2 separate regions of the Homo sapiens genome follow, and region 1 is linked to region 2. A link is an interaction called in ENCODE POLR2A ChIA-PET data of the cell type or tissue named here. Cell type or tissue: OCI-LY7. All regions are shown on one strand.

Evidence for each region. Peaks named below come from ENCODE experiments on the same cell type or tissue, not always from the same donor. Only the 100,000 strongest peaks of a DNase experiment are listed, where the experiment ranks them.
Region 1: POLR2A ChIA-PET joins it to region 2 with 11 read pairs; 3 of 35 experiments call an interaction of 5 or more read pairs at or near these places.

What each region holds. Positions count from the first base shown.
Region 1 is chr11:9,641,127-9,645,126 of GRCh38, reverse strand. No RefSeq gene overlaps it. Among named protein-coding and RNA genes, the nearest start is that of SWAP70, 21 kb to the left of the region's middle. In OCI-LY7, no CTCF peak of the experiment used is centred here; a DNase peak (open chromatin) is centred at 2,081.
Region 2 is chr11:9,736,500-9,740,499 of GRCh38, reverse strand. SWAP70 (switching B cell complex subunit SWAP70) reads right to left here. Exons shown (of 12, transcript NM_015055.4): 8 at 2,180-2,287; 9 at 153-319. Among named protein-coding and RNA genes, the nearest start is that of SBF2-AS1, 20 kb to the left of the region's middle. RefSeq lists an enhancer at 1-44. In OCI-LY7, no CTCF peak of the experiment used is centred here; DNase peaks (open chromatin) are centred at 1,189 and 2,249; H3K4me3 peaks cover 2,498 bases; H3K27ac peaks cover 4,000 bases.

The DNA.
Region 1 (4,000 bases), 95 kb after region 2:
AACTAAATTTAGTGCTCAACTGTAAGATTTTCCAGTTAGCTCTGCACATGTATACTTTGGCTATTTATAAATAACCTGTACTATGCTTCAAATTTAATCCTTTTATGGAAGAATCGAAGTATGAGATAAACAAACAGTTTAGTATTTTAATCAAATAAAACCTGATAACAAAGCAAACCTGATATATATTTATGAGTTGTTTTTCTGTTATGTATCTACAGAAAAGTCTGCATACATTATGTAATTACACACCTGAAGATAGTATGTCAAGGGTTAGATGGCTGAAGAGATGAGGAAAGATTGGAAACACGGGAAGGAGAAGGAAGCTGCTCTGAAGGCTTGCTGTATCATTCTGAGTGGTAACTCAGCAGCACCCACATGGCATGGCCTCCTCAAGTCATCAGCAGAAGGGACAGGACTACACCAAGCCATGAGTCCACGAGGGAAAGGGCCGTGCATGCATGTCCACTGTTGGATCTCCAGGGCCTGGCACTCCAATATCTGATACACAGAAGTTGCTCAATACATATTTGTGGAAGGAAGAAAAGAAAGTGGAATGGAAGACAGGCATGAATGAAGTAAGGAAGGGAGTGAATGTCTAATATATAAGGCATGTAAATATTTCCAATCATTCCAAACATCTAGGTTAATGTATAACAAAGACACTATAATCAATTATATAATACTAACCAAGCAAAATTTTAAAAATACAGAGACTGGGTGCTGGGGCTCATACCTGTAAGCCCAGCACTTTGGGAGGCCTAGGCAGGAGGATCACTTGAGGCTAGGAGTTAGAGACCAGCTTGGACAACATAGAGAGACCCTGTCTCTACCAAAGATTAAAATAAACATATTAGCCAGGCATGGTGGTGCTTGCTTTTAGTCCCAGCTATTGGGGAGGCTGAGGTGGGAGGAGTTCTTGAGCCCAGGAGTTCCAGGCTACAGTGGGCTATGATCACACCACTGCACTCCAGCCTGGCCAACAGAGCAAAATCTTGTCTCTAAAAAAAATGTTTAAATACATAATTTCAGGAAATCCCCTATGAAGAGTATAGACATGGCAAGTGCCATTGACAACAAGTAAAGTTTAATGATTAAAAGGTGCCCAGCCTCCACATAGTGTATGATTCTATTCACGTGAACTGTCCAGAAAAGGCAAATTCAAAGGGACAGAAAGTAGACTGGTGGTTGCCCACGGCCAGGAGGAGGGGGGAATTGCAGCGTGACTGTTTAAGGGGTTTCTTACTGGTGTGATGGAAATGTTGTAAAACTGATTGTGGTGATGGTTGCATAACTCTGAGTATACTAAAAACCATTGAATTTTAAACTTTAAACAGGTGAATTGTATGGTATGTAAATTAATTTATACAATTCTGTTGTTAAAAGGATGTAAGAGGCACCCTAATGCGTGCTGACTAAGGTTTAGAAGGTGCCACCAAGTCCCCTGCTCCAGCCAAGAATCAATCTCAAACAAATAAGATAAATAACCTACAACCTTGGCCGGTATGAAATACTCTTATTTGAATTTGGGGTCTAGTAATATTACTGTAACCCTAGAAAAATACCAAAATAAATATTACTTATAAGAATAAGTGTAGAGGCAATAAAAATAAATTAAATCCATGATTTTAATGTTTTAAAATTAGAGTTAAGTGTAGTTTTAGCCTTTGTGATCATTTTATTTTCATGTTTCTCTCTGTGGTTTGATGTGTTAGGATGTTTGCAGGGTTTAAGAGATCAGTCTTATTGAATCTATTATTGTAATTTAGATTCTTTAAGGGAATTTAAATTAAGTTTATGTAGTGATCCTTATGATAGACTCCCAACATTCATTCCACTCTGAGATGATTAGTGAAAGCCAACTGGCAATCCCATTCTCGCCAGTGGTTCATTTAGGAACAGGTGTGTTACACAGTTCTGGCCAATGAGGTTTCAGGAAAAGTCCACTGTGAGGCTTCTAGGAGAGGTTTCCACAGTCCCCCAAAAAAGGAAATAGTAAGAATCCCACTTCCTCCTCTGAACTGTGTCTGGATATGACATTGGCACTGCACCAGCCACATTGCTAGCTGAGGATGATACAAATACACTGAGAAGGGCAGCAATGAGAGAATCACAGGAAATGGAGCCCAAGCCCAGACATATTGTGCTCGAGTCCACCCTACCTCCTGATTTCATGTTATGGGAGATAATAAATTTCCTTTCAACCTAGGCAACAAATTGAGACCCCATCTCTAAAAAAAAAAAAAATCAAAAAAAAAATCAAAAAATTAGCCAGGCATGGTGACATGCACCTGTGGTCCCAGCTACATGAAAAGCTGAGGCAGGAGGAACACTTGAGCCCAGGAGGCTGAGGCTGCACTGAGCCTTGATTGTACCACCGCACTCCAACCTGAGTGATACAGTGAGACCCTATCTCAAAAAAAAAAAAAAAAAAAAATCCTTATTGCTTAAGCCATTTTGAGTCAAGCTTTTCTATTATTTTCACCCAAAAGAAATATAGTTTGTAATTAGGATTTAAATGTAAAAACGTAGCTTAGAATTTTTTACTTCCGGCCAGGCTCAGTGGCTCACACCTGTGATCCCAGCACTTTGGGAGGCCAAGGCAGGCAGATCACCCGAGGTCAGGAGTTCAAAACCAGCCTGGCCAACTTGGTGAAACCCCGTCTCTACTAAAAACATAAAAATTAGCCTGGTGTGGTAGCGTGTGTCTGTAATCTCAGGAGGCTGGGGCAGGAGAATCACTTGAACCCAGGAGGTGAAGGTTGCAGTGAGCCGAGATTATGCCACTGTACTCCATCCTGGGTGACAGAGCTAGACTCTGTCTCAAAAGAAAAAAGAAAGAAAGAAATTCTTATGTCCTAATTTTGTTTACTAGGCATATAAATTTGATAAAGTGAACATCAATTATACTAGAAGTTGTAGAGGGTATTCCTTTGCCCACACAGAAGCCCCTTGGACTATAAAGAACCTAGAAACACTAAAAAGAGACAAATTTCAAAAAGAGATTCATCAGGCCAGGCACGGCGGCTCACACCTGTAATCCCAGCACTTTGGGAGGCCGAGGAGGGTGAATCACTTGAGGTCAGGAGTTCAAGACCAGCCTGGCCAACATGGTGAAACCCCGTCTCTACTGAAAATACAAAAATTAACCGGGCATGGTGGCACACGCCTGTAATCCCAGCTACTTGGGAGGCTGAGACGGGAGAATCGCTGGAACCCAGGACGGGGAGGTTGCAGTGAGCCAAGATTGTGCCATTGCACTCCAGCCCGGGCAACAGAGTGAGACTCCAGCTCAAAAAAAAGGGGGGGTGGGGATTCATCCCCTCACTCCTCATATGAGGACCAAGAGGTAACATGAGAAATGTTTTCAACTGTAGTGAAATATCTTTCATGTCGGGCATTAAATGTAAACTTGGGGAAGACACGTCTGCAGGAATTGCAAACACTGATCTGCTAGTATCATTTCTCATAGAGGAGGTGAGAGCAGAGAACACAATGAAACAGATCACTGGCAGCTGTGCTCTCTATCAATGACCAAAGGGGACTTCATAGGCCAAGAGTCCAAAATTCAAATGGCTTCAGAGCCCAGGCAAGTTCCATAGATGGATGAAACTGACCAGAGTGAGGCAGTAGGAAATGGTGGCCCCACCTAAAGACAGCATCTTCACTCCGATCCAGGTGATGTTACTATGAGGAAATGGAGCTTCAGTATCTCCAGAGCTTCCATTTTTCAAGAAAAGCCAGAAACCTGGATCATGTGAATCTATCAGTTTTTAGATTTTGGCAAACAATTCAACTTAAAAAGCAAAAGTAAAACACCATTGGACTAAACAAAAGACATCTATAGGCTGTCTGTGGTCCACAGGGTACCCTCTCAGCCCATAGACTTACAACAGGGTCAGAGTGGACATGTGTGAAGTTGAGAGGTCTGCCCTTGCTTTCAGGCAGGGCAAACATTTCCCTCAACAGAAGCTTCTTAGACACTTGGATTCTGGGCCAC
Region 2 (4,000 bases):
CCACAGTCTTTCTAATCTGGACAGCACCTCGAGCTCAGTCACAGCCAGAGCAGAGACACTTCTCCCTCTCCACCAGAGTGTTAGTCATTCCAAGAAACTGTATTAGCCCAGGCAAAGTACATAAAGGCAAAGTCTGCAAACAAATCTGGCACCTGGCCTGAAGCTTCCGCACTGTCTCTTCATCTTGCCGGGCCTGTCTCTCATCTTCAAGAGCCTCCTGCAGCTTTAGGTACATGTCTTCCAGCTCCCGTACTCGCTGTAAATACTGTTCCAGTTCAGAGGACTTTTGAGCAACCTGTTCTTCCATCTGCTGTCTGATCTGTTGGTATAAAAGGGTCTTGTTTAAATGCAGGTTGACTTCTTTCTCAGGGAAAGCCTCACCTCCACCTGAGGGGTTGCCCACAGCTGCAGCCTCAGCCCATCAGGGTGGCAGGACCCTGTCCTTCAATCCTTGAACTTAAAGATGGAGGAGATGAGGGTACCACACCCAATCGCAATAGTGAAAGAGTCTGGGAAGAGCAAATTATAACCCAAATTATGTTCTGCCCTGCTGTATTTTCCATCCCTTCCACTCCACATTTTAAGACTCAAGTCAAGAAAAAAATGTTTCCTTGTGTAATTTCTCTCTAAATTCCTTTCTGTCTTAAAGTCACAATCTTTTTACCAATAGGGTCTTCTCTAAAAGGAACGAACCTTTTCCCAGTCAGAGCAAACGAACCTTTTCCCAGTCTTCTTTAGTGTTACACTAAAGAAGAAGGAAAGGTCATCCAGCATGGGATTCCTCCCACACTTCCCTGGCTGTCTCCACTCCCTGGGGCACCTCCAGCCCTAGAGGAACTCAAGCATTTCAGTTAATCTGTATACGTTAATGGTTTTTCCCTTCTGGATTACAGAGTTTTGAATCCCTGCCTTAAAAATTACAAGACAAGAACATCCTAAATATAACAAACACATTAGCCTATTTCTCTGCAGTTGATAAAATATTTTCACTTGCATTAGCTCACTCTGTCTTCAGAAGAGTCATGAGAGAGCATGTGATAATCCTGAACTTAAAGAAGAAAAAGCCAATGTTCAGTAAGAAGGACCAGAGAGGAAACAAGACCAGACATTCTGGCTGTTTCTCTACATCACATTTGCCTTCCTCTTTTCTCTGAACCACAAACACATCTCTTTCAACTCTAAATAACAAAAAGTGACTAGAGGAAATGTCACATGCATCTATTTAGGCACTGGGCTTAGCACTCTCTGACAGAGTATCACTCAATGTGAGAAGACCTGTGTTCCAGCTAACCAGCTAACTACCTAAGACAACCTGGATCTTGGGTCTCTTGAAGATGGAAGCCTCTAGGATGAACCGGAGCTGCCAAGAGCAACAAATCAGACTCTAGATGTTCTCACAATTTCAGGATCTCACCCCCGCCATCCTTGCTTATTACAGAGGAGATATACCATGGAACCTATGCTTACTTTTTCCATAACTATTTATTTTCCAAATCAGAACTGTTTTGAGAATGAAAAGGAATGTTATTAATAATTATACCAGAATGGCAGGGACTCTCCCAGGCAAACCAGGAAATATAGTCACCCTAACCAAGCATTTATCACATCATTCCACAAATTTCTTTTTTTTTCTTTTTTGGAGACAGGGCCTTGCTCTGTCACCCAGGCTGGAGTGCAGTGGCAAAATCACAGCTCACAGTAGCCTTGAACTCCTGGGCTCAAGCAATCCTCCCACCTCAGCCTCCTAAGTAGCTGGAACTACAGGCATGTACCAACAGGCCTGGCTAATTCTTTTTTTTTTTTTTTTTTTTGTAGATATTGCCCAGGCTGGTCTTGAACTCCTGGGCTCAAGCAATTCTCATGCCTTGGCCTCCCAAAGTGCTGGGATTACAGGAGTGGGCCACCATGCCTGGCTCCATAAATTTCCACTTAGGAGTCTTGAAAACAAGGTTTATGTCTTTTGCCATTACATCTTTGGCACACTGCCTGGCACATAGAAGGTGTTCAATAAACAGATAATTAATGAATGAACAAACATGCAACTTCCCCTACAGCCCATTCCAGGTCAGTAGCAAAGCCAAGCTGATGACATGCCTCACTGTAGCCTCCAGCCCTTCCCTGTTCCCACCGACCCAGGCTGAGCTACTGCAGCTGCTTTCTCCAGCCATGTGATACTCACAAGCTTCTCTCTTTCCAGCTCTGTGCTGAACCTGGCCTGAAGTTCCACTTGAGTCTGAAGGCGTTTCTTTTCCTCTTCTGCTGCACGAGATGCTGCTTCCTCCAGTTTCTAGCCAATCAAAAACCCATCCACAGAAAAGCAGGTGTTAGAGTAGAAGTACATTAAAGAGAGAGAGACAGTCATACTTAAGTACAGGAAAAGCCAAACATTCTTAACATTCAATAAAGATAATAGAATAAAAACTTTTAGCTCCATTAGAATTCCAGTCTAACGATCTGCTGAATCAACATACAAAATAAATTAGGTAAATGAAAGACTATTGATAAGCCTGAACAACATTTTGCAAAGAAAGTTTTAGTACAGTCATTGAATTAAATTCACTTGGGATTGCATTCATGAGATTTTTATTTATTTATTTATTTATTTGAGACTGAGTCTTGCTCTGTCGCCAGGCTGGAGTGCAGTGGCACGATCTCGGCTCACTGCAACCTCCACCTCCCAGGTTCAAGTGATTCTCCTGCCTCAGCCTCCCGAGTAGCCGGGACTACAGGCACACACCACCACATCCAGCTAATTTTTGTATTTTTAGTAGACACGGGGTTTCATCATGTTGGCCAGGATAGTGTCGATCTCTTGACCTCGTGATCCGCCCACCTCAGCCTCCCGAAGTGCTGGGATTACAGGTGTAAGCCACCATGCCCAGCCACATTCATGAGATTTGAGAGCTATTTCTTGAGCTCTTTCTGTACAGTTTTTTCATCTTATACATTATTCATTATAACTTTTACCAGAACCAATTTCTAGAAGGGTGGCATAAGGAGCTCCACAGACCCTTTCCCCAACAAAACAACCATAACTGGTGAAAATTATTGTTAAAAAAACAAAACCTTTAAAAGTCTCTAGAAATTATGCTAAGGACATTCTAAAATGGAGAACATTTATCTAAGAAAATCTAACTCTCAGTAAGAATCGTGAGGGTCTGTGGCATATGATGCACTCCCTCCCCACCCCCACAGTGTCAGTGAGAAGAAAGCTCTTCTCCTGGCAGATGGAACCCCAAACAAGGGTTCCCCTCCCCTCAGCTCAAGCCTAGGGCTATGATACCTTCCTGGGAGGGGCAGGCTGGCTGCCAGAATTTCTCTTTGTCCCCAGCTGCATGTTGCAGAAACTTTATTCCAGGCAAGAGTGGCTGAGAATTAAGAGGAGGCCAGAAGCTCCATGAGAACAACACACTAACACACGGACCAGCTAAAAGTGTTGTTGGTTTGTTGGTTGACTGCTATGAGGTCTCGCTATGTTGCCCAGGCTGGTCTCAAATTCCTGGCCTCAAGTGATCCTCCCACCCTGTCCTCCCAAAGTGATTAACAGGTGTGAGCCACTGCTCTTCCAGACCAGCCAAACGTCTGACAGACAGAACCAGAGAAAGAGACAGCTAAGAAGAGTTCTCATGTAGTAGGAACAAGTCTCAAAGACTGACCTTAAAGACTACATGTAGGCCTGAATTTAAATGATCTCAGACTGTGAGGCAATTCAGGTTCCAGGGCATTATGGAGAACAACAGAACAAAATTAGTGAACTCTAACAGCTGTTGGTGTGGTACCAACAGAGGTGGAAAGCTTAAATGAGAGATCAGAGAAAGACACTCAAAGAGAGCCCTGCAAAAATCAGGGTCTTCGCAGGGTGACTGTGTTCCTGTCCAAGCCTGTGCCTCTGAGGAGCAACAGTCAGAAGCTTCACACTGTGAGGAAAACAAACTTCACTGAAATAGTCCAGCCAAGTCACTAAACAAATAAAGGAGCAAACAACAGCAGGCCTCTGGGG